Linked DNA regions of Homo sapiens: all the other regions are linked to region 5. The links are chromatin contacts, found by Hi-C or POLR2A ChIA-PET in ENCODE. All regions are on one chromosome and are shown on one strand. Each heading gives the region's core, a stretch centred on a gene start or an enhancer-like site at or near the end of the contact. The rest is flanking DNA. Distances are from core to core; before and after follow the strand shown.

Region 1 (4,190 bases), core at 1,477-3,976, 500 kb before region 5:
CCAAAGAGTACAAAGCAAACACCTGACTTAATAGTTGAGAAGTTTGTTTATGGACCATACACAACCCTTCTTCTTTCTGGGTTGGGGATTAGAGGGGAAGCAGGTTTCAAATTAAGGAGCTACTCTATTAAAAATAAAAACCCAGGTGGGGCACGGTGGCTCACGCCTATAATCCCAGCACTTTGGGAAGCCAAGGCGGGCGGATCACAGGGTCAGGAGATCGAGACCATCCTGGCTAACACGGTGAAACCCCGTCTCTACTAAAAATACAAAAAACAAAATTAGCCAGGCGTGGTGGTGGGCGCCTGTAGTCCCAGCTACTCGGGAGGCTGAGGCAAAAGAATGGCGTGAACCCGGGAGGCAGAGCTTGCAGTGAGCCGAGATGGCCCCACTGCACTCCAGCCTGGGCGACAGAGCGAGACTCCGTCTCAAAAATAAATAAATAAATAAATAAATAAATAAATACCCTGTCACTTTTACTTTATCCTATTTCATGCTTATAATGCAGCATGAGTTGTTCTGGTCCCCTAATACTTTTATAGGAAAGGTAAAAAATCCCCTCTCAACAAACTAAAAATAGAGATTTATTAAAAATAAATAAAACTGCAGCTTATTAAGAAGATATGTGTGACTAGATATTTCAGCATCTGAGCTGGAATGTGAAAGGTGGAAGGAACCCTATTCAGCAAATTCTAAACAGCAAAAACGCAACACCAGGCCTGAGGAAATACCAAAATCTCAAGCAAAGCATCCAACATCTGGCAGCGTCTATTCCAGTGTAGAAGCAGCAGTTACTGTGAAACACCAGACACTTCTGATGGAAGCGCTCAGTTTCTGACTCACCTCCCGCCCCCCCACCCGACACACATACACACACTTTCTCCCCTACACACAATCTACTGCTTTTCTTGTGAGCCTCCTCAGCCCTCCCTCAATCTTCATTCGTTTTTAACTATTAATACGCTGAGCTCTCTACATTAACCTGGCTCCATTCTCCAAATTCCAATCTCCTGATACAGCGTAAGCATTCTTCCAGTCCATTTTTCTATTATGCAATACTCCCCCACAACACTTACAGTCACCCCCCCACCCATCTTTCTTCTTCTCAGGCCTAATTTCCAAAACATCACTTCTCGCAGTCTCTACTGCAATTCAAGACTCCATTCCATCTTTCCCATCTGTTTTTAAGGTCTTTGACCTTAATTTCCTACATTCCTTAGACTCTCTTCAAAATTTCCATTCCTTCCCAAAGTTGGGCAGTTTAGAGTTGGGAATCACCAAAGGAATTAGTCTGAGAAAGTATGTATGTGTGTCTGTGTGCCTGTGCGGCCCTAAGGGTGGGGGTGCGAAGTGAGAAGGGGTGACACATTAGGGGGGAGTATCTGAGGGAAAAGATGGCTTCAACAACTCCCGCCCACCCAACAAAATTCACGATTCCCTACCTCTCCAGAAATCGAAAGCGTCCAATAACTTTTCGATATCTTTTAAGTCCCATGGCTTCTCTTCAACATTTTCATCCAATTAGCCCACAATCAACTTAGATTCCACCTGCCTCTCACACTAAGTAGTTCTCTCTACTTCTTAGGCCTCCATTTACTTTCTTAGTTTCTCTACTCCCTTCCGTTTCTCTTGTTTCCTACCGCAACTTCTTTTTTTTTTTTTTTGAGACAGGGTCTCACTCTCTCGCCCAGACTGGAGAGCAGTGGCCCAATCTCGGCTCACCGCAAGCTCTGCCTCCCAGGCTCAAGGGATTATCCTGCCTCAGCCTCCCAAGTAGCTGGGATTACAGATGCACGCCACTACTGTCCGGATAATTTTTGTATTTTTAGTAGGGACGAGATTTCTCTATGTTGGCCAGGCTCGTCTCGAACTTCTGACCTCAAATGATCCGCCCGCCAAGGCCTCCCAAAGTGCTGAGATTACAGGCGTGAGCCACCGCGCCGGGCCACCCTACCCCCACCTTCAATCTCCATCCGTCCTCCTCAAAGACAACCAAAGTTTTCGACAACTTCTTAATCAAACTTATCCTTTCCTCAAACTCCTGCCCGCTCATAAATCCCTATTTGAAAGCCCAGCTCGCGCCCACTTACCGGTAACACGTAGGACATTCCCAGCTACAGGTACCCTCTTAGGTCTCGCTCTTCCTCCCATCGCATATTCCTCACCAGCTCCCTACCCACGCCCTGCCGGGCTTACCTGAGGACAAGGTACAGGAAGGGACCGCGGGATCAAAGGATGAAAAACCGACCGAAGACGACGGCCCGGAGGAGGCCGACGCCATCTTAGCAGCCCCCTCCCCCTCAGCGGCCTGGCTCTCTTTCAATCCGGTTCTTCCTCTTCTCGGAATCGAATCTTCCCAACGTCTCTTTACAGAACCCGCGTTCTGTGGGCCACCTCCCCGCCCCCTCCGGGGCCTCCCTCAGACACGTCGAGCCGGCTCCTGGACCAGCTCAAGGCCACACCATTCGCCTGGCATGGGGAAGAACTCACGTCCCGCACCCCCTCCACAAGTTTAACCGCTTTCCACAGGGGATACTTTCCCCTTTCACAGAAGAGTAAGCTTAAGCTGGCTGCTGGGACCTTGCGCCCAGACCAAGCCACATCTGAAAAAAAAACGAGGCATGAAAAGTCCCAAAGGAGCGAACGCCCCTTCTCCGTCCTTCCTAACCACGGCCTGTTAATCGCCCAACCCGGCCGCTTCACTCCGGGTAGCCAAGCAAAAAATCCGAGCACTGCGCATGCGCCCGACCTTCTCGGGGCATCAGCCCACTCATTGGGGAGAAAAAAGGAGCAAAACCAATCGGGAGGCTGCTAATGGTCACGTGAGGTGGGTCCTCACGCCCTGACGAGTCCACGGGTGGAAGATGTGCGCGCGCGGGTTGGCCGACAGTCCCTACGGTGGCTCGGCAGGTCCTCTTAGGTTCAGTTCTTTGCTAGGACTGGGTCGAGTGATCTGAACTCGGGACAAGAGTCGGTCCGCCAAGTCCTCTGAAATTCCTAACCCAGGAAAGAACTCTCTGCGGGAGTACTGGTGTCAAGTCAGAGACGTTAAGGTGTCGAATATCACAAAACATTTAATACCACCAAGAACTCTTCTTAGTCTTTTTCCTGTTTTACTACTCTTGTTTACTATTTGATTAAACGTGCGTGCATGTCTTACCTTCCTCGGAATGGCATTCGAAATAGATCTGTGTTTTGTTTGCCTCAAGCACAAAGTTAGGCACTGCACAGTGACGGAGTTCAGTAAATATTTGATGCATGAATCAGTGAAGACCTGTCAAAAAAGGGCACGGGAGGCTATCAGGGACTTATCACAACCTTCCCGCGACCCAACCCCTTTAGCCTCCAACTGTCAATTATCTGTGCTCCAAAGGGCATGGAGATACACAGAAAAATTTCTCCCATTGTAGTCTTCGTAGTAACTGCTCGTTTTTAACAAAGTACCCCGTAGGCTATGAACCCTGGTGGGAAGACCAGTCTCTCTGAGCAGACTGTAAAACTTCTGGGGAGCAAGGACTGTGTTTGGTTCACTCTTGTATCTCCAGCTCCTCCAGTGACTTCGTACATAGTAGGGGCTCCATAATTATCTGTGGAATGAATAAATAAAGAGGAATGGTAAAACATTCGGGGTAAGAGTCGGTCAGATAGATCCTCTCAAACTCATGGCCCATGAAATAACTCCATTAAAACAGGTTTTGTGGCCGGGCGCGGTGGCTCACGCCTGTAATCCCAGCACTCTGGGAGGCCGAGGCGGGTGGATCACGAGGCCAGGAGATCGAGACCATCCTGGCTAACACGGTGAAACCCCGTCTCTACTAAAAATACAAAAAATTAGCCGGGCGTGGTGGCGGGCGCCTGTAGTCCCAGGCTACTCGGGAGCCTGGGGCAGGAGAATGGCATGAACCTGGGAGGCGGAGCTTGCAGTGAGCGGAGATCGCGCCACTGCACTCTAGCCTGGACGACAGAGCGAAACTGTCTCAAAACAAAACAAAACAAACAAACAAAAAAAACAGGTTTTGTAACCCCCAGAATGACCTGGTTATCCTCTTTCCAGATGTCTTGTGGGTCCTCATAAAGTAACCTAGGACCCGAACATCCATAGAATATCCCCATGCAGGCCGGGCGCCGTGGCTCACGCCTGAAATTCCAGCACTTTGGGAGGCCGAGGTAGGTGGATCATCTGAGCTCAG
Region 2 (4,036 bases), core at 346-2,845, 280 kb before region 5:
AAAGAGAGGCAGAACAAACAGTTGGGTCGGACAGCCTCTACCTCCTTACCCTCCAGAAAGGGCCTGAGATGAGGGATGGGCCCTCCAACTGGATTAGTGGGGGTTGCACTCCTTCCTACGAGTACTTGACCAGATAAACGGGGAAACAAGCTACTGTCAGAGGCTCTGATTGCAACAGCATAAAAAAGGCAATACTTCATCTAGGTGAGAAATTTGACAAAAGTACCTCTCCATGGAGTAAGCTGCAGCTCTCCCTGTATAGGAGCCCTCAAATACATCTTAGTCACCACTCGTTCACGTTAGGAGTTAAGACCAGCTTTCTAGGAAAACCATGTTGCATCTTCCAACAGTAATTACTTCTGAAACAGTAATTTTACCACACGACTCAAGGGGAAAACTTTTTTTTTTTAAATTTATAAAGGAGTTGGGGGTCTCGCTATGTTGACCAGGCTGGTCTTGAACTCTGACCTCAAGTGATCTGCCCACCTCGGCCACCCAAAGTGCTGAGATTACAGGCATAAGCCACGGCGCCAGGCCAAGGGGAGAACACTTTTTTTTTTTTTTTCCTGAGACGGAGTCTCACTCTGTCGCCCAGGCTGGAGTGCAGTGGCGAGATCTCGGCTCACTGCAAACTCCACCTCCAGGGTTCAAGCGATTCTCGTGGCTCAGCCTCCCGAGTAGCTGGGATTACAAGCGCGAGCCACCGTGCCCGGCTAATTTTTGTATTTTTAGTAGAGACAGGGTTTAACCATGTTGGCCAGGGTGGTCTCGAACGCCTGACCTCAGGTGATCTGCCCGCCTCGGCCTCCCAAAGTGCTGGGATTACAGGCGTGAGCCACCGCGCCCGGCCGGAAAACACTTTTTAACACGAAATCGAATACGGATAAACGTGGTGTCATTTGAAAACTCATACATTTTACAAAACAAAAGTTGGGGTGGCTCTTTCAGACAGGGCCGCCGGGTGTGCGCAAGTTCGGGTTTGCTCTTCCTTGCCACGGGGGTAGGTCCCGTAGCACCTAGGTGGAAAGGCCGCGGCTTTTACGGCGGGGTAGGCGAGGGTCGCCCGAGTGATCGCAGGCTCCGACTGGGTCTCGAGGGTCGGCTGCTTCGGTCTGCCCTGGAGAGGTTTTCAGCTTCGGCGCGAGGCACTTGGGCAGGATCCCCGGGCTGCACCCTCCTCCGCCCGCGCCCCGTGGGGCTGGAAGTGGGAATGTGCCCACCCTGGCGGGGACCGGGGGCCGCACAGCAGTTGGGGGTGGGTGGGGGTGGGTAGGAGTAAGGGGACAGGGACACCGCCGCTCGGAGCCCGGGACCCCGCGGCATCCAGTGCGTCTGTGTCGGTCCCAGTGGGAGACCTCCCACCCCGAAAAGAGACCGAAGTGGCGGAAGGAGCCCGCACCCGCCTCCCCAGGTCGGCGGTTTCTCTAGCGCAAGGTGACGGGCGTGGACGCGGCTGTGGGGCCGGGAGCGGAGGGTTGGGGTCTGGCCTCCCGCGCCGGGGCGAAGGGGCAGCCGCAGCGCAGAGGCCCGCCCCGCCCTCCCCTCCCGTCACGCCCAGCCTCCCGGCCCTTGGGCTGCTCGCGGCCTTTTTTTCCCGGCTGGGCTCGGGCTCAGCTCGACTGGGCTCGGCGGGCGGCGGCGGCGGCGCCGGCGGCTGGCGGAGGAGGGAGGGCGAGGGCGGGCGCGGGCCGGCGGGCGGGCGGAAGAGGGAGGAGAGGCGCGGGGAGCCAGGCCTCGGGGCCTCGGAGCAACCACCCGAGCAGACGGAGTACACGGAGCAGCGGCCCCGGCCCCGCCAACGCTGCCGCCGGGTGAGTCGGGGCCCCCGCCCGGCGCCCGAGCCCCGCGCGGGGGTGGGAAGGGGCTGCGGAAAAGTTGGGAGCCCCGGGTGCCGCTTTGTCGCGGGGCCGCGGAGGGGTCGGGCTGGGAAGGCCGCGGGGCCGGGGCGAGGAGGGAGGCGGCGCTGGCGGGGGGCGCTGCGGGCGCTCATGGCGGCGGCCGCCGGGTAAGGCGGGCGCAGCGCCTCAAGGGAGCGGCCGGGGCCGGCGGGCCTGGCGCCGCGGTGTCCGCGGCAGCGCCGCCCTGAGCCGGAGAAGCTTTCCCGGGCAACAGGTAGGGCGGAAGGTGGGGACGCGGGGGCTGCGGGCGACGGGGCCGAGCCGTGGGCTTCCCTTTGTTGGGGAGTGGAGGAGCTTGGTGACCATTGGCGCGAGAGCCTCCACCCTGGCAGCGGCCCGCGGGGTTGCCCTGGCCTGGACGCGTCCTGTGGCTTGGGTGGGAGGAGAGGGGAGGGCCCTGCCCCGTTTTCTTCCTACCGGCCCACCGTGCCCACCTCGCAGGCGAGGTCAGAGCTTCCATGTGCTTAACGGGAAACAGGAAGGAGCGGCCCGGAGCGCCTGCCCCGGCCCGGTAGGGCTAAGGCATACCGTTATGAGGTGTGGATGGCTGGCAAGGGAGCTCCTGGTGGAACTGGCTTTCTGGGCCGTAGCTTGTTAATCACTAGAGGCCCGTGGCAAGTGGGTTGACTGCAGGTGTAGAGCACTCATCTTTAGCCTGCAGTTGGAGTCTCTCCCTCCCTAAGCCTAGCTCCTGGCATCAAAACCTGGTTTCAGTCACCTGAGTTGCCAGGCCCAGGTTCAGGGGGTTCTGAGGATCGTGGCGAATGCAGTGAGCCCCTGTTCCTGGAGAAGTGAGTCCGAGCAGGCCTCCAGCAGGCAGTCACCCCCATATCTGTGCTGGGGCAGGGGTGGGTGGCGGTTGCTGCCGCATACCGGAGTCGGGATGACCGCACCGGGGTGTGAGTGGCTGCACATGTAAAGGGGCTCCTAAGGGTAAGGACTTGCCTGCAGTCCTGTCCCTGAGGACCTGGCGCTGACCATACCGTGATCTGCACAGTCTGTTCCAGAGAGGGATCCTTTTCTCCCCTGGTCCCCCACTTCCCTCACTGGGGCCTCTGGCCAGATTTTCCCCTGGGAGGAAGGGCCTCCTTTTACCCCTGTCACTGGCCATAGGCTGGCTGATCCCTCACTGTGTCCTTCAACACCGCCCCAGCTGTCTCTCAAACCCACCGGCGTCTCCCTGCCCCTGGGGCCATAGTCTCATGCAGTGTTTTGGTCCGTGGAGGCCTTTGGTGGGACTTTGCAGACAAGCTGTAGGCCAGATGAGGCTGAGGACTACTGTTCTGACTGCCTCTCACCCACCTCTTTTTTACAATCTGGCTTATTTTGAGGCCCATCCTGCAGCCTGGAGGGATAACACACCTCTCATTGGCTCCATCCATGGCTTGTAGACTTCTAGTACATGACCTGCTTCTGTTGCCTGAAAGTTTTCAACAAGGAAGACTATTCAGGACTTCTTCAGTGGAAGCAGGGAGCCGGTGGGACCTTTGTCACTCCTCCCTTGTCAACAACTCCTTTCTATTTTCCTCAGTTATTCTTCCAAACTATGAGAGCCAGTCAGACTGACCACCTGGAGTCTGAGAGAATTCCTTCCTCTCAGGCCGAAACTTCTGCCTTCTCAGCCGTTTGGATCTACAAACTCCCATGGGGATCCTCTGCTCCTTTCATCCACCTAGAGGGGTCTTGTGGGGGTGTCAGTCAGAGTTGGGGCAAAGGTTGGGGCTGGACAGAGTCCTGCTCAAGTTCCTGCTAATCTAATGCCAGTTAAATCCCTGCTCTTCTGGCCCCTCTCCAGCCTGTGCCTCAGAAAGTGGCATCTGTGCCTCCAAGGCAGGTGTGTGTGAGAGAGAGCGTAGACAGATACCATGTCTCTTCATGTGTATGGGGGAGTGAAGTCTGGGTGGAAAAGTGTTTCTAGATGTGATTTTCTCCATAAGAAGTCAAGTAACTGCCCTGAAGGCCCAGGGGGCCTGGAAAAACAGGGTTGTCTCCTTACCGTGTGTACACTTCAGCTTTTCTTGCCCCAGCCTCTTGTTTATGGGGTCTTGCTTGGATCTGTGTGCTGGTGCTAAGAGGCCTCCCCAGTACTGCCACAGGGACCCAACTCTTTGGTTCTGTGGGGATGTGTAAGTGAGGCC
Region 3 (4,264 bases), core at 1,088-3,587, 310 kb before region 5:
TACTCAGGAGGCTGAGGCAGAAGAATCGCTTGAATTCGGGAAGTGGAGGTTGCAGTGAGCCTACTCCAGCCTGGGCGACAGAGTGAGTCTATCTCAAAAAAAAAAAAAAAAAAATTAAAGCAATTTAAATTGTTGGCATCTACCAGTATGTCTTGCCATCAGTTCCCCTGTTAACCTTCCTAGAGTCTAATTTTCTCATTTCTCCAGGCCCTGGAGAGGCTATGTGATGATGCAAGCTCTAAGACACAATCTCACCTTTCACAAGTTCACAAGTTTGAAAGGAAGATCTAGATCTTGCTCCTTGGGGGATGAATGCAGGGAGAGAAAGGTCGAGATGCCAGCAGTATTGGAAAAATCAAGTATTTTTCCAGCTTCATATTGCTGTAGAGAATATACTATTCGGGCTGGGTACAGTGGCTAACACCTGTAATTCCAACACCTTGGGAAGCCAAGCCAGGGGGATTGTTTGAGTCCAGGAGTTTGAAACCAGATTGGGCAGCATGGCGAGACCCTGTCTCTATAAAAATACAAAAAATTAGCCCTGCGTGGTGGCACTGCCTATAGTCGCAGCTTTTTCGGGAGGCTGAGGTGGGAGGATCACTTGAGCCGGGGAGGTGATCACACCATTGCACTCCAGCCAGGGCAACAGAGTGAGACCCTGGCTGAAAATAAATAAACAAATACAAAATAAAAATAGAGAATATACTACTAACCTGGGGGTCGGGGGAGGCTCTGGAGGATATATGCTGGAGAGTAGATGCATGCAAAGAAATACTATTTGGTGAGGTTTCAGGTCCAAGGGCACTTTACCAAATGGTGGAAGAGACCAGTCATTTGGGTTACTGGGGGGTAAAATCCAACTGTTTAGCACTTAGAACGGTGCCCCAAAAACTCTACATTAGTCCTCCAATAAGCGCCCTGTGGTGGACTCAGAGGTAACAAAAAGGGATTGGTTCCAAATGGCCTTATGCATTGAAATAACTCCCCAAATTTGTTTTTCACAAGGAAAATGTCTATGTAATTGGTGTTAAAATGGACCTTCTCCCCAATTCAATATGAAGACAATTCATTTATTCCAGCAGCTGAGTCTGCAGCAGGAATTAGTGACTTTCAGGATTTGTTAAAGACCAGAATCTGTCCCTCAGGGGAATTTGTAGAGTTTAAGATATCTAAAAAGGAAAGCTCAGCAAGCCATCTATCTAGGTTTCTTCAGGGCAGTATAACTCAAAGTAGAGGGGCCGGGTGACCTCCTGGAGCCTGTCTCTGGTTAGCTTTTTGCTGCTAACTGGGGATAACAGCCTAATGCCTCATGACGGCTCAGCATGGCTGGGTGAGTCCAACTGAGTCAGAGAGCACCAAAAATAAGCCACAAAGCATTGAGTAGTCATATTTATGGTTTTGATTCCAAACACACTTTGTGCTTATCCCTTCCAAGTGGAGAATTTTTATGTCATTTGTGTGCGTTAAGGCCAAAGGAGAAACCTGGAGGCAAAGGAATGCTGGTTGTGGGTCAACAAATATGCCTGATGGATTTTGTATGTTTGGCTTAAAAACACTGACTTAAAGTAAAATACTGTGACTACTTCTAACCTAGAAATGAGTTCAGCCCGCCAGACAGAAACTGCCATTCGGAGGAAATAAGGCCGTGAGCACCGGTTCCCTCCACACCCCCGAGGTTCACCTGGAGGCCAGTGGGCCAAGCGAAGCCTTGGGAGCGGAGAACTCAAAGAGGGGCGGGGAGAAAAGAATAAACACACCTCGCGGGGCTAGGCTGGCGGCGGCACAGTCCTGGTTTTTTTGATGGAACTGACCAAGATGACAGCAAGCAGAGGCTCAAATGCAGGATTCAGACCCAAGACTTCTCCCCGCTCTCAGGCGGACCCCAAAGGCGGGGAGCCAAAAACCGGGAGACTGAACAAGCAGCATTCTCACGCTCCTAAACTGGCTTCTCGCTCCTCGCTCCTCATGCCCCAAAACTGATCAGGCCCCAACCCCCCTCCCCACAACTCAGTGTTCCCTCCACACGGACCGTCGAGGCTCCCCCAGATCCCACGTCTTCGTCCTTCCTGGACCCCGTGCTCCATTCCTTACAGTCACAGACAGGGATTCGTTACCTGCAGAGCAGCTCGACAACCCTGCAGGTAGTCCTCCATGATGAAGCCCAAAGTACGCCGTCGCCCCTGGTCGAGTAGAGGTGCCCCTGGTCGAGGAGAGGTTTCCCCGACGAATGCAGCCCGCCCGGGACTCAGGGACTAGAGGCCAGAGTCAGGAGGCGGGACTCGAACCCGCCACACGGCGAATCGGCCTCCGACCCCGGGAGGAACTGCGTAAGCGGGCGCTCCGGAGTCCGGCGTCGCCCCGCCCCCAGCGGCGGAGGCGGGGCTCTACGCCCAGAGGCTCCTGGGACGTCTTTCCGGCGAGGCCAAGGGGGCGTGGCGTGGGGCGACGTGGGAAACGTAGTCCCGCAACTCCGCAATGTCCCTAGCAACCGAGGGAAGGATTGTTTTCTGAGGGATCAGTCGTTCGGTAAACAAATGTGTATGTGTCACAGTAACCCATTATTGTGGCATCTGAACTTTCCCTCTCAGATCAGGCCAAGTATAACATCTTTACATATATCACACCGAGCATCTGGTGACATTTTAAATGACACTTGGCAAAACAGATCATCTTCTTTCTACAAATTCTGCCCTTTACCAAACTGACTCAGTCGCCACCAATTTTGTGGTTGTTCATGTTAGGAGAACATTAGAATAATCTTTGACCCCTCTTGTTAACACCTACAGTCTCCTGCCAACTCCTGCTGCTTCTCCCTTTGCAACTCTGTAGCCTGTTTTTTTCTACAGCCTCGGCAAATATCTTCTTCCTTTCTTGGACGGTTGTAACCTTGGCTTTTTGCTCTCTGCCACCCTAATTGTTCCAATTGCTCTTTCAGCCTTTAGAGTTGCTTGAAATTTCATCCTGTGGCGGCCCTGTACATAGAGTTTAGGGAACCCTTCAGAATGTGGAGTTAGGTTCCAACCTCCCTTAACTGCCACTTTCCAGCCGCAGAGTAGTGCAGGTACTGCAAATAAATGGACACTCATCATCAAAAATTCCCTCATTTATTTATCTATCCCTTTATTTCCTACCGTCAGCCTCACACCAGCTTTTCCTGCTTCCCCAGCTGTAAATCGAGAGGAGGTGACTGATGAGAGGCCTGCAGTGGAACCAAGATCCAGAGCACAGGCGTGTTGGATCTCCTGCCTGCTCTGCCAGTTCTTTTCTTCTTCTTCTTCTTTTTGAGACGGAGTCTTGCTCCGTCTTCAGGCTGGAGTGCAGTGGCAGGATCTTGGCTCACTGCAACCTCCACCTCCCGGGTTCAAGCGATTCTCCTGCCTCAGCCTCCCGAGTAGCTGGGACTACAGGCATGTGCCACCATGCCCTGCTAATTTTTGTATTTTTAGTAGAGATGGGGTTTCACTATGTTGGCCAGGTTGGTCTTGATCTCTTGACCTTGTGATCCGCCCGCCTTGGCTTCCCAAAGTGCTGGGATTACAGGCGTCAGCCATCGCGCCCAGAGCCTGGGGCTTCTACCACACCCTCTGCACTCTACCAGGTGCACAACCCAACCAGTTTCATTTCTAGACTTAAAAATGATACAGCAAGGACTTGGAAAGGAGCTCTCTGGAGGGCTCCAGAGGGAAAAGAGCTGGGTTTGTTTGTTTGTTTTTAACATTAATTGAGTAATACATGCAAATATCGTGCTCTTTGCTCCTGCTTCTGTGGATCCAGAGCAAAGGACTGCCATACCCAGAGAGAGAGCCCAGATCCAACAAGCTGCTTCTGTCCAGCCCTTCTCCTCCCTACTTAGCAAGGGCACTTGCTCTTCCCTATTCTCACCAGAGAGGCACAAGCGCTCCGTCCCTTCTAGAGGCAGGCAGAGGGAAGAGAAAGGGTCTGTTGTTTTTCTCTCCTGTTTCTCGCTCCCTCTCTGCTGATCACAAAGCTGCTGACCGGGTCAGAAAGTCCTGATGGAAATCCACCAGCGCTGGGCAGGCCCCTCCTCCTCCAGGGAGCTTGTCCTTGCCTAATTTTTCTTCGTCCTGATGAGAACAAAAAAGAGAGAGAGAAGAAAAGAAAAACCACAAACTTCCTTTGAAAACCAGCTTGTAGTCAGGGCCCGGAGCGCATGCCATAGACTCGGCGACTCAGGAATCCTGAAGACTCTCTGAGCGACCTGGAGCACCTTGGCTGTGTCCCTGCCTGCCTTCACCCTCCTCCA
Region 4 (3,905 bases), core at 1,146-3,645, 370 kb before region 5:
GTGGTCCTAGCTATTCAGGAGGCTAAGGCGGGAGGATAGCTTAAGCCCAGGAGTTCAAGGATGCGATGAGCTATGATCACTGCACTCCAGCCTGGGTGACTGAGCAACACGCTGTCTCTAAAAACAAAAAAATAAAAAAAGATGGAAAAGAACCTAAATATATGTCAATAGGGGATGGGATAAAGTACTGAGCAAGACCCTGTCTCTAAAAGTAAAACTAAAAATAAAAAGAAATAAAAAGATTGAAAAGAACCTAAATATATATCAATAGGGGACTGGATAAAGTATGTTTGTTTGTTTGTTTGTTTGTGATGGAGTTTTGCTCCTGTTGCCCAAGCTGGAGTACAATGGCGCGATCTTGTCTCACTGCAACCTCTGCCTGCTGGGTTCAAGCCATTCTCCTGCCTCAGCCTCCTGGGTAGCTGGGATTACAGGTGTGTGCCACCACGCCCGGCTAATTTTTTGTATTTTTAGTAGAAATGGGGTTTCACCATGTTAGCCAGGCTGGTGTCGAACTCCTGACCTCAGGTGATCCACCCACCTCGGCCTCCCAAAGTGCTGGGATTACAGGCCAGAGCCACCACGCCCGGCCTGTTTGTTTTTTAAAGAGACAGGGCCTCACTCTGTGGTCCAGGCTGGAGTGCAGTGGTGCAATCACGGCTCACTGCAGCCTCGACCTCAAGCGATCCTCCCACCTCAGTTTCCCGAGTAGCTGGGACCACCAGTGGGCACTACCACGCCCAGCTGATTAAAAATAATTTTTTTTTCTCTGTACCGACAGGGGTCTCCCTATTTCGCCCAGGCTGGTCTAGAACTCCAGGGCTCAAGGGATCCTCCCACCTCAGCTTCCCAAAATGCTGGGATTACAGGCGTGAGCCACTGCGCCCGGCCAAAACCTTTCAATAAGTGTGTGTTTTAATAATTCATGAAGTGCTTGAGCTCTTGACAACAAAGTACTCTATTATCCAAGATAATTAGAGTAATTACTTTTGTTTATTTAAGAATCTGGATGGGGCAGTTTTCTCTTTATTGTCATCAAAGCACGTGTGAAAATACATGCCTAAGAACATCTCTACTGGATTGGGTGGACCAAGTGATTAGATGAAAATATGGTCTTGGATGGCCAAAATTTTGTTACATCGTTGATAGTAAGCCATAGACTGTCCTTTTCCAAAGACGTTGGGTTGGGGGGGACCCCCTAGAGAGAAAGCCCTTTTGGGAAAAGGGAGAGGAATGGGATGACCTCTGGCTCAAGGAAGTATGTGAAAACAGGAGACAGCCAACGGAAAGAATTGCAATGGAAGAATCTATGGTTCTTTTAGTATTGCTCAAGTCCCCACTGGGCGGCCAGCTGTACAAACAACTGTGAAAGAAGCAGAGGCGAGGCCGGGAGCCGTGGCTCACGCCTGCAATCCCAGCACTTTGGAAGGCCAAGGCGGGGGGATCCCCTAAGGTCAGGAGTTCGAGACCAGCCTGGCTAACATGGTGAAACCCCGTCTCTATTAAAAATATACAAAAATTAGCCATGCATGGTGGCGCACGCCTGTAATCCCAGCTACTCGGGAGGCTGAGGCAGGAGAATCGCTTGAACCCGGGAAGCGGAGGTTGCAGTGAGCTGCAGGTTGCAGTGAGCCGAAATCGCGCCACTGCACTCCAGCCTGGGTGACAGAGCAAGACTCAGTTTTGAAAAAAAAAAAAAAAAGAGCAAAAAAGCAGAGGCGGGGCCCGTACTGCTCTCATTCAGATTACCGAGTTCACTAGTAATCTTTCAGGTCATTATTTGGGTCAGATAATGAGAGTCGCCGTTTCCCTCTCTATCATAAACCCTACAGTTCCTCACACCAATGTCTGTCTGAAAGATGGGAACCAATTTGGGGCAGGGGGCCAAACTCAGCCTCGGCGACAGGCCTCGGCCCCGGCTCCGCGCCGCCCCCTAGTGGTCACCTCCGCGGCCTGGGCTTCCCTTGGTCCAGCTCCCCAGCCCCAGGTCTTACACCCACCCCCTTCTTCACCTCCTTCCAGTCCCCTCCCCTTCCTCCCGACAGCATCCCCTTCCTCCCCGTCCCCCTCCCGCCGCTGCCCCCGCTTCAGTGACGGGGAGCCGCGAGGTCTGCACCCAGAAGTCCGAGGCTGGGCTGGGAAGCGGTGTGACTTCTCACGGCACTTTCCTTTCCAGCCCTGACGCCCCCCGGAGTCCACACATCTCTTCTTTCCTCCTCACCTCCTCGTCCGGGACGCTGCCGGCCACGCTTCCACGGAGCCCGCCAGTTTAGTCCCGTTTCCTTCTCTAGTTAAGACTCCCTGTCAAGGACGGTTACTTTTTGCCCTTTTCATGTGTGCATGTTTTGGGGGCCTTTAACCCCCCCTCGTGGAGAAACAGAGGCAACAAAATGGCGGACCCGGAAATGAAGGCGCCGCGAGTAAGATTTCTGGCGGAGGAATCTGTGAAGGGAAAATGATCAGAAAACTCATGCTCCCATTCTAACAGAAAGATGATGCACCCCCGAGGTTCATCGCCTTTCTGCTGAGGCACTTCTGAGGTGGAAAAGTGCGTCACCGAGGCATGCTAGGCAGGACTATTTAACGGGGCGGAGGACTGCTGGTTACGTATCTTGCGCGTCTGAATAGTTCCAGCAGGGGACGGATCCTAGGTCTGGTGTTGGCGCCAAGAACCTGGCGAACTGCTGAGGGAGACTCGGAGCGTGCGTCAGTCATGCAGATTGCGTCTTAACTCTTGGCTGCTTCTTCGGGGTCCGGGGCGGCCAGGTTTAGTTTGACAGGAAAGCCTCGTTTCCTTATCCCAACCTCGGCTGCAGCTGTTTGGGACGTTCCTGGCTTTGTGCATTGGGTTCTGGTGCCTGATGGACACATTTTTCCAGTTACAGGCCGAATGTAAGGACCCCAGAGCCAAGCTGTCAGTGAGAACAGTGAAACAAATAACTGAGTCATTTCTTTTCTTTCTTTCTTTTTTTTTTTTGAGACGGAGTCTCGCTCTGTCGCCCAGGCTGGAGTGCAGTGGCTCGATCTCGGCTCGCTGCATGCTCCGTCTCCCGGGCTCACGCCATTCTCCTGCCTCAGCCTCCGGAGTAGCTGGGACTGCAGGCGCCCGCCACCACGCCCGGAGATTTTTTTGTATTTTTAGTGGAGACGGGGTTTCACCGTGTTAGCTAGGATGGTCTCGATCTCCTGACATCGTGATCCACCCGCCTCGGCCTCCCAAAGTGCTGGGATTACAGGCGTGACCCACCGCGCGCGGCCTTTTTTTTTTGAGACGGAGTCTCGCTTCGTCCGTCGCCCAGGCTGAAGTGCAGTGGCGTGACCTCGGTTCGCTGCAACCTCTGCCTCCCGGGTTCAAGTGATTGTCCTGCCTCAGCCTCCCCAGCAGCTGGGATTACAGGCGTCCGCCACCACGCTGGGCTAATTTTTGTATTTTTAGTAGAGATGGGGTTTTATTTTACCATGTTGGCCAGGCTGGTCTCGAACTCCTGACCTCAAGTGATTGGCCCGCCTCGGCCTCCCGAAGTGCTGGGATTACAGGCGTGAGCCACCGCGCCCGGCCTGAGTCATTTCTTTTTGGAGGCCTGCAAGAGGATGGAGCATGAGTTTGCAAATCCATTTAGTCACTTTATTTACCAAACAGTTGATCCCTGTCTCCACCCACCAATTGCCATGGCTGAAGGACTCTGAAGGGGCCCTTCAAAACTCAGTAAAAATAGAAAAGGACGCACTACTTATCCTTCCTGGCCCCATTCTTCGTTAGACTGGGACCGTCTTTAGATGTGGGCTTTTCATGGCCTAGAGGGAGGATTTGTCTTTTTTTCTCCCACCTGGGGACTTCTCTAGATCATCCTTATTTAGGGTATAGTGTCATCCTTATTTATAGTACACTGCCCAATTCTGTCCTA
Region 5 (3,760 bases), core at 1,206-3,705:
AGGTTGCAGTGAGCCAAGATCGCGCCACTGTACTACAGCCTGGCGACAGACCAAGACTCCGTCTTTAAAAAAAAAAAAAATCAGTGCCAGGAAAAATATAAGAGAATATAGAATGAGAAAGTGACAGTACAAGAATACTAAGGCCATTTTGTTTATATAGAACTGAAATTGGGCCACAAATTTGATCTGAGCTTTCTAGAGATCAAAACTGAAGTAGAAGGAGGATAATTTACTAAATACATGTGTTCCCTAAAAATATAGGGTCTCCTCCTAGTACCTCTGGAGAAAAAAATATTTTCCTGACTTAAACCCTATAGTTGTTTCATATTTAGAACCTTATTTTACCAAATCAGATAATGTATTTGCCATTTCTGAGATAATTATTCATATTTTTCCAACTAGATATTTTAGTATTATTAGTAGGTTAGAATTAAACAACTGAAAACCTAAGACTATTTTTAAAACTCAAATGTTAACGTCTCAAGAGTACAAAAGCAAGACATGATTTAAATCGTACATGATTCCAAGGTAGAATGTTTTTCTATTTGTAGTTCATTTTAAAATCTTTTTTCCCTTCTTATTGCTCTGAAATATTTGGCTATTTTGAGGACATAATGTTAAATCTATCTTCTCACTTCTAGAGCAGCCCTACTGAAGATTATACATTTTGCAAGTACATACTTTCAGCAGCCATTGGAAGATGTTAATAATAAATTTTACTCTACTTTTAAGAAACCCAGATATAGTTATGCTAGGTATGCTAGGCATAAATTTTTTTAAAAAGAAGAGAAATCTCAGATACATGAAAAAATCTACAATTAAAGACATTTAAACAGGAAAGTATCTATTCTTAGTAGTTGTTTTCTTTTGACAGGTCCTCCATCACTTTGATTCTTCTAGTCAAGAGTCAGTGCCAAAAAGGAGAAAGTTTAGTGAACCAAAGGAACATATATAAAAATTATTTTTGTTCTGCAGGCTTGCAGAGTTCTTCTCACCATTTAAACTGAAGGACCCTATATTATATTTCCCTAACTCTGAAGATGTATATGTAGTTTAAAGCAGTTTGTACACTAAAACTAAGTTTTTGGCTGACTGTCATATTGTGGTCCTTAATCTTGAGATAAATCCAATAGAACTTTTGAATAAAAGCAAAAGTACAAATGTCATAATTGATTCGGTAATAAGTAAAATTTCAAAATTGATTTTGTTCATTACCTACTTAATATTTCCTTTAAATATATACTAACTGTTAAGGCCCTCTAATGCCATTTTTCTAAACAGTAATGTTTACTTTGGTATTAAAATTTGGTATGGATTCACTTTTTACTTATGTTAAAATTATACCATTTAACTGGCTCTTTTGTCATTGTGCTGTTATTAAAACAATGTTCTTCAATATTTTGACATAATGTATTAACATTTTAATATATAATGTACAATTTAAGAATTGGTGCTTTACCTTTACTATGCTTTTTTTTACAGGACAAAAAGACTGATTTTTAAAGTATGGCATTTTTTGCAGCATAAATAAAATATTGTTCAGTACGTAGGCCCTTTTATCGCTTCTAATTTTTATTTAAGTAGCAGGAAATATGGCTTCATTCATTTGAAAGGCTGGTAGGAGGATGGGGGGATAGGGAATACTAATTTTTAGATGATTTCGGTAGCTATTACTTTGCAAGAAGAGTTGAGCACACTTTCTAGAATTTTTGAGTGGTAGTATGAAAAATGCTGTGCTTTTAATGAGAAACCTGGGAGCTAGTTCCAGCCTTGCCTGCTTTCTTTGCTTTAGAAAAAGGAAGACTTAAAACTTGGTCTGTTTGCCGCTTGTAGTTTCAGCAGCCATATTCCAAAAACATACACATCCATGGGTTTGTCAGTAATAAGCGCTATAGGGAATGCTGGTACATATGCGATGGTAGAAATGTATTCATCCTGTTTAAGGTAAACCATATAAACGTACACAAACTGACCCAGATCATGTTTTTCTGGAACAGTCAAGTCAAGGATAAACTGACTGTCAGAAACAACCAATGTAAAAATATTTATTTATTTTTAGCTGTATTGCTTGGATCCCAACACATCTCACTTAATTGTCCCAGTATACGCTACTACAGCAACACACCTGCTACGCTGAAATTAACCCACAGAAACCTTTCGAGATTGGCAGCCCATGTTAGCTCACTCAGCGCTTTGATTGGCTGGTTTAATGGGGGTGGGGAGCGCAGCCCTCTTTCCTCTCTTCCACCAAGGTTCCTTCATTGGATTGACCAGCTGTCAGGTTGAACGCAAACCTGCCTCCTTTTGGTGGTGTTTGTCTGGATCGCAACAGAATAGCTGGGGGAGAGCCTCCCCCTGTGAGCTCCGATTGGCGGGACTCAACCTTGGTGATTTCTGATTGGCGCAATGAAGAAACACCAAGGTAGGTTGCCTAGTGATCCTGAGGAAGCTGATGTGTTATTCCTTCTCTGCATCGAAGGATCAGGAAGTTTGTGCTCTCTGCGTGGCTAAGTTTTTCACCTACTAGGACGGGGGTGGGGTGGGGAGAACAGGTGTCCTTCTAAAATACAGCACAAGCTACAGCCTGCGTCCAGCCATAACCCAGGAGTAACATCAGGTAAGCAACGAGAAAATTACATTTCCTAACGTCCCTTCCCCCCACCAAAAAAAACCTCTATTTTTTAAAATTATTATTTTATGGGAGGGAAAGGTTTGTATTCATTTGGGCCATTTGTTTTCTTTCAAGTAGGATTTTTAACTAGTAAATGTGCAGATGAAACTAATTTCTCAAAGAAACCGCCCCCTCTCCCCCTCCCCCCCTGCCCCGCGAAGGTTTAAAGTTTCTTGGATTGGTTTAGGAAATAGTCCCTATTCACAGTGCCAGATAGGCTTAGTGCGCTTAAGAATTTATTTCATGGTTCTCTTCCTCCTTCACTTTTCTTCCCACCTCCCATAACAAATTATATTTGAAATATACCCTTGTACAAAAAAACTTTTGTAGCTCACTTCATTTGTATTTCTATTTTAAATGTTCACATGCACTTCTGAGTATTCATTTTAATCAATATAAATTTATCGAGCAATAACAATGTTAAAGACAGTGCTAGTTGCTATGGAGAATATATAAACCCAAGAAGACAATATCCCTGTTCTTAAGAAGTTTACAGTTGAGAGACAGCTATACCAAGAGAAAGACTATAATAAATACTTTAAAGGAAGTGAGTATAAATAAAGCTCTGTGAAACAGCTGAGGGAGTGGCCATGAGACACATAGGTAATAGAAAAGAGGAGGTCACTTAAAGGCCTTCACAAGGCCTTTAAAGAATGGGTAGAATGTAAAGAGGAAGAGAAAAGGGTGAAGACCCCAGCAAGTACAGAGGAGCAGAAGCAGAAAGAAAGCATGAGACATTTTTGAGAAAAAGTCTGGCAACACTACTTATTAGGAGCAATGGGAAATATTGCTAGAGGAGTAGAAACGAGTCCAGTCATAGCAACTCTTAAATACCATTATTTTGATCTTGAAAAAGATACTCCTTTATATAATTGCTGATTTAAAATATTTGTTATATATTATCTTAAAAACTGATATCTAGATTTATATAAAATAAAGTATGCTAACTATAAACTTTATCACAAATGATTTAGTGCAGTTTCTTTTGACCGTAGTACATAGAATAAAAGACATGTTCTTTGACTTTTTTTTTTAAATTGAGAAAATTTGTTAATCTTTCAACACTCTCTTGCCAGTAATTTTTGTTTG
Region 6 (3,800 bases), core at 658-3,157, 410 kb after region 5:
GTCCATTGCCACACTCTGCTGAAAACTGCTTAATCCTGGGGACAGGGACAGAGAGAGATTAAGGATTGAGATTCAAGCATGTAGTCAGGTAAAGGAAGAACAGAAGGGGGTTAAAATTGATTGATCTAAAAAAATTAAGTCGGGCCAGGCAAGGTGGCTTACGCCTGTAATCCCAGCACTTTGGGAGGCTGAGGTGGGTGGATCACCTGAGGTCAGGAGTTTGAGACCAGCCTGGCCAACATAGCGAAACCCCATCTCTACTAAAAATAACAAAAATTAGCTGGGCATGGTGGTGGGCGCCTGTAATCCCAGCGACTGGGGAGGCTGAGGCAGGAGAATCGCTTGAACCCAGGAGGTGGAAGTTGCAGTGAGCCGAGATCGCGCCATTGCACTCCAGCCTGGGCAACAAGAGCAAAACTCCGTCTCAAAATAATAATAATAATAATAATAATAATAAAGTCATAGTAGCAAAAAAGGAGTAATATAGGCCCCAAACAAGAACTTCAGAGAAATACACGTCAAAAGAGGGAAAGAGAAAGAGAAATGAACCTAGCCCAAATGAATGCAACAATAAGATTACCTCTCTCAAAACGACCCATCTTCAGCCCATTGAGTAGGTCTGTGAGAGGAGGTATAAATCCTTGGAGTTCTTTACACTGTAGGAAAATAGGACAAAGGCTGTAAGAAGACAAAAAACTGCCCACACCAGCAGTGGCTCTTCCTTCACCTCCAAATCTGGGAGTCAATACTGTCCTCACAGGGTCCTTATCAACCAGCTGGGTGCTAAGGCACTCCAGGAGAATCTCCTTTCACCTGCTTTCTCTTACCTTCTGGGCAAACAGCAGGTCTCCCTCTGTGGTACAACCTTGGGTGTTTAGACTGGTCTCCAGTTCACCATCTCTTGATCTTTTCGCCCCAGATCCTGCCATAGGAGAAGCCGAACCCCGCTGTTTCGGATGAGATGGTGTATGCTGGTTACCGGAAACCTTCGATCGATGCCTGCAGCGGATAGGACCCGGGCTGGGCCGTGAACCTCCCCTCTGCCCAACAGTGTCTGGCCTGGGCCCATGGGCCCCCTTGTCCTCCCTCTCACTATCAGAGGGGAAGCCAAAGTCACTGTTCACTGGGGAGGTGGGAAAAGACGAAGAGAGAGAGTAGGAGGAATAGGAAGAAACGCTAGATGGAGAATCCATAGGTCCAGAAGCAGGGGCTATAGAACAGCTCCTGGAGTACCCAAAGATCGGAACCTGCAACTGAAGAGCAAAGCGAGGGAGTTTGAAACCAGAGTTTAAGGATTAGGAAATGAACTGGGAGATTGGGGTGTACTGCGTGGGATAATACTTGTTCTCCCCCTCCCCAATATTACCGGTCTCAAACACAATAGAAAAAGACATTTCTACCCCCACCCCCGCCCATTAAGAGCTTGGGATTCCCTCTCTGGCCGCCGCAGAGCAGCTCTCGGTCTGACGCGGCCTCCGTTCTTTTCTTCCCTCAGTTCAGAGTAAATACCGACTTGAAAGACACCTTCCCCTCCGCCCGTTGTTCGCCAGGGCTATTCGCCAGCCTGAGTCCGCAGCAAGCCTCTCCACCTGAGGCCATGCCACCCACAAGCAGTCAATCTGGGCACGCGAACCCACCTGGTGATCCTACGGGAACCGCCCCCATAGAGACTGGCCTCCTGCCCTCTCCCAATCTTTCAAGATCAGGATCCCTGCGCCGGTCTCTCTGGGCTCGCACCTGCCACGTGATGCAAACCCTCCCAATACCAAGATCTGCATTCAGCCCCCAAATCCACTCCCAAATACTCCCTAACAGCTCGCTTTGTCCTCCGAATCTCCTTACCTGTTGTCAGCCGGCTCAGCCCTGGCTCGGTTTCCAGCTCCTTCGCCGTCTCTCCGGGTCTATCTACCCACCTCCGCCTCTCTCAGTGGGCCCCGCCCCTTCCCCCCCCTCCCAGACACGTGCGGCCCGGCACGTGCCTCCCCCTGCTTACACAGATCTCGCGCCCTCATTGGTTGTGTCGCCGGTAACACGTGACTCTAGTTACTGAAGTCCATAGCCCATTTGCTACAGTACAAAGGGGCTCAGCCAGTAGAGAGGCAGCCAGGTGATGATTGGCTGTAAGGGAAGCATTCCGTGCTCCTCCCCTACATGCGGCTGCTGGAGAGGACCCGGTGATGAGAAAAGGAGGAGGATGGAAAAAGAGTGGAAAAGAAGGGAGGGGAGGAAAAGGGCGGAGCCCGTGGCCTTAAATAGGATGGTGATGCGCCAGAGATGCGCGGTTTGAGTGTTCAGAGATTGGTTGTGCTACTGAAGGCGGCGGACGTGGGACCCCCGGTTCCGTCTCGGGAAGTAACTCATCTGCCCCCTCTTTGAACACCTCCGCTCACGAGCGCAGCACGTGGAAACCGTCAGTGATTTGTGTCTGCAACGTGTGTGAGAGAATGGAGGTGTGTGACACGGTATATTCTCCTGCTCTCGGCGGCCCAGCCCTCGTGACTCTCCGGTCTCTGTTTCACCTCCCCCACCCCTTTCTCCTCCAAGTTGGGTGCCTCCTGCCCTGCTGGGTGAGGAGGGTGGGGATTGCAACCGAGAACACCGCGTCCTTTCTGGCTCCCGCTGGGGCGGCTCCTCCATCCCTTTTCTTACATAACCTACCACGCACGTTACCAGCTCAGATGCCAGCCCGCCACGACGCTAGAGGTCAAAACGAAACTCAGTTTTTCCTGACTTTTTTATCCAGGCTTCTCGGGCCCGGCGTCCTAAATTATCTGATTCCAAGCACGGGGAACAGAATGGGGTAGGTCCCTGATCTCCTAGGTTATGGTTTTGTCCAGCTTCAGTCCCTTCATTTGTCCGCTGGAGAAGATTCGAAAGACTTTGAAGGAGGGGAGGGAGGCAAGTCCAGAGTTTAGAGAGTCTCAGAAGTAACTGGGACGTTACTATTGTCGTTGCGCCTTGCATTTTGAGAGTACAATGGAGAGGAGAGCAGGGCCCAAGGACTGTGAGCTGGTTGAAGATAGGACGTCGGAGAGACCGCAAGGGGGCAGCCCAATTCTAATTAGGGTCCCGAGGATAGCGAATTAAAAAAAAATTTAAGTGAGTTTGTCCCTGCCATAATTACCAACTGCAAAAGGCACATTGTTGGACAGAGGTGTGGGTAGGGGTGGGTAGGTGTGAATATTTTAAGTCTATTCTAAGTAGTTTTTGATATTTTACCTTATGTTTTAACAATGTGCTTATTCTTATAAAAAGAAAAAAAGATTCTAAAACCTCAACCTCGTTTCCCCAAGCACACTGTTTCAACACCATACTTAATAAAATAAAACAAGAGAATTACCAATATGGACTGTGAATAAACCTGTTGTCTGTGGGTGCCCTTCTCCAGTCTTCTCCAAACTGCAGGTTTATTCAGTCCATAATGCCCTCTAATTCAATTGTCACCCACCTCCCCTTCCAATCTACGCTTGCTGCCTCTAAATCCTGGCGCTCTCTTTAGTTGTGACTTTAGAACAGACTCATGAAGGAGTAGATGGTAACCAGATTATTTCACTTATTATTTATTTTATCTTCCAATTTCCTCTTGCCAGACTCCCATCCAAAGAGTCATAGCAGCCTTCTTCCACCTAAAAAAGCAGAGAAAGAAAGAAAATAAAAGGAGTCAGGAGACCCGAGAAACCCCTTCATGCCCCCCACACTCTATGGAAACTCCCCAGATATTCTGAGCTGGGATTGCTCTGTGATAGCTCCTGGGAAAGATGTGTGTGTACCCCTCTCCTCCACAGTCCTTTCACCTCCTG

Evidence for each region. Hi-C counts contacts between places; a loop is a spot of excess contacts on that map. ChIA-PET counts read pairs that join two places held with the same protein, here RNA polymerase II (POLR2A). Pooled maps may share reads with other maps.
Region 1: a loop to region 5 is called in a pooled map, with 9 times the contacts of the local background. The contact joins the promoter of PIP5K1A here to the promoter of GOLPH3L in region 5. A Hi-C loop is called at or near these places in 7 of 50 pooled maps. POLR2A ChIA-PET finds 5 or more read pairs at or near these places in 3 of 52 experiments (Caco-2, WTC11 and activated naive CD4-positive, alpha-beta T cell).
Region 2: a loop to region 5 is called in a map of gastrocnemius medialis, with 4 times the contacts of the local background. The contact joins the promoter of CERS2 here to the promoter of GOLPH3L in region 5. A Hi-C loop is called at or near these places in 3 of 168 maps with a recorded cell type or tissue (ascending aorta, gastrocnemius medialis and naive thymus-derived CD4-positive, alpha-beta T cell), 3 of 37 single-sample maps with no recorded cell type and 13 of 50 pooled maps. POLR2A ChIA-PET finds 5 or more read pairs at or near these places in 13 of 52 experiments (A549, A673, CD4-positive, alpha-beta T cell and 10 more).
Region 3: a map of CD8-positive, alpha-beta T cell shows a loop between it and region 5 (15-fold over the local background). The contact joins the promoter of PRUNE1 here to the promoter of GOLPH3L in region 5. A Hi-C loop is called at or near these places in 5 of 168 maps with a recorded cell type or tissue (CD8-positive, alpha-beta T cell, PC-3, ascending aorta and 1 more), 3 of 37 single-sample maps with no recorded cell type and 16 of 50 pooled maps. POLR2A ChIA-PET finds 5 or more read pairs at or near these places in 10 of 52 experiments (A673, AG04449, CD4-positive, alpha-beta memory T cell and 7 more).
Region 4: a loop to region 5 is called in a pooled map, with 4 times the contacts of the local background. The contact joins the promoter of GABPB2 here to the promoter of GOLPH3L in region 5. A Hi-C loop is called at or near these places in 8 of 50 pooled maps. POLR2A ChIA-PET finds 5 or more read pairs at or near these places in 3 of 52 experiments (PC-9, Panc1 and activated naive CD4-positive, alpha-beta T cell).
Region 6: a loop to region 5 is called in a pooled map, with 4 times the contacts of the local background. The contact joins the promoter of CIART here to the promoter of GOLPH3L in region 5. A Hi-C loop is called at or near these places in 1 of 168 maps with a recorded cell type or tissue (naive thymus-derived CD4-positive, alpha-beta T cell) and 6 of 50 pooled maps. POLR2A ChIA-PET finds 5 or more read pairs at or near these places in 1 of 52 experiments (WTC11).

What each region holds. Positions count from the first base shown.
Region 1 is chr1:151,197,088-151,201,277 of GRCh38, reverse strand. It overlaps PIP5K1A (phosphatidylinositol-4-phosphate 5-kinase type 1 alpha), which reads right to left and starts at 2,726. Exons shown (of 16, transcript NM_001135638.2): 1 at 2,197-2,726. The coding sequence starts at 2,281. LOC124904419 (a long non-coding RNA gene) reads left to right here and starts at 2,753. Exons shown (of 2, transcript XR_007066620.1): 1 at 2,753-2,827; 2 at 2,938-3,171. RefSeq lists enhancers at 2,249-2,328, 2,429-2,628.
Region 2 is chr1:150,972,394-150,976,429 of GRCh38, reverse strand. It overlaps CERS2 (ceramide synthase 2), which reads left to right and starts at 1,595. Exons shown (of 11, transcript NM_022075.5): 1 at 1,595-1,811. RefSeq lists silencers at 1,291-1,730, 1,751-2,240, a cis regulatory region at 2,416 and enhancers at 2,344-2,488, 2,446-3,377.
Region 3 is chr1:151,006,522-151,010,785 of GRCh38, reverse strand. It overlaps PRUNE1 (prune exopolyphosphatase 1), which reads right to left and starts at 2,337. Exons shown (of 8, transcript NM_021222.3): 1 at 2,115-2,337. The coding sequence starts at 2,153. It overlaps MINDY1 (MINDY lysine 48 deubiquitinase 1), which reads left to right and starts at 3,884. Exons shown (of 10, transcript NM_001376665.1): 1 at 3,884-4,264. RefSeq lists enhancers at 1,698-1,747, 1,403-1,943, 1,944-2,486, 3,979-4,158.
Region 4 is chr1:151,069,251-151,073,155 of GRCh38, reverse strand. GABPB2 (GA binding protein transcription factor subunit beta 2) reads right to left here and starts at 2,395. Exons shown (of 9, transcript NM_144618.3): 1 at 2,222-2,395. MLLT11 (MLLT11 transcription factor 7 cofactor) reads right to left here. Exons shown (of 2, transcript NM_006818.4): 2 at 3,612-3,905. RefSeq lists enhancers at 1,011-1,945, 2,313-2,522, 1,946-2,880 and silencers at 1,843-2,002, 2,033-2,112.
Region 5 is chr1:150,695,849-150,699,608 of GRCh38, reverse strand. It overlaps GOLPH3L (golgi phosphoprotein 3 like), which reads left to right and starts at 2,455. Exons shown (of 5, transcript NM_018178.6): 1 at 2,455-2,617. HORMAD1 (HORMA domain containing 1) reads left to right here. Exons shown (of 15, transcript NM_032132.5): 15 at 875-1,549. The coding sequence ends at 955.
Region 6 is chr1:150,280,661-150,284,460 of GRCh38, reverse strand. It overlaps CIART (circadian associated repressor of transcription), which reads right to left and starts at 1,907. Exons shown (of 5, transcript NM_144697.4): 1 at 828-1,907; 2 at 581-656; 3 at 1-35. The coding sequence starts at 1,193. It overlaps LOC124904414, which reads left to right and starts at 2,279. Exons shown (of 2, transcript XM_047438213.1): 1 at 2,279-2,800. The coding sequence starts at 2,445. It overlaps C1orf54 (chromosome 1 open reading frame 54), which reads right to left. Exons shown (of 6, transcript NM_024579.4): 6 at 3,545-3,626. RefSeq lists enhancers at 1,225-2,166, 2,523-2,602, 1,641-2,841, 2,923-3,032.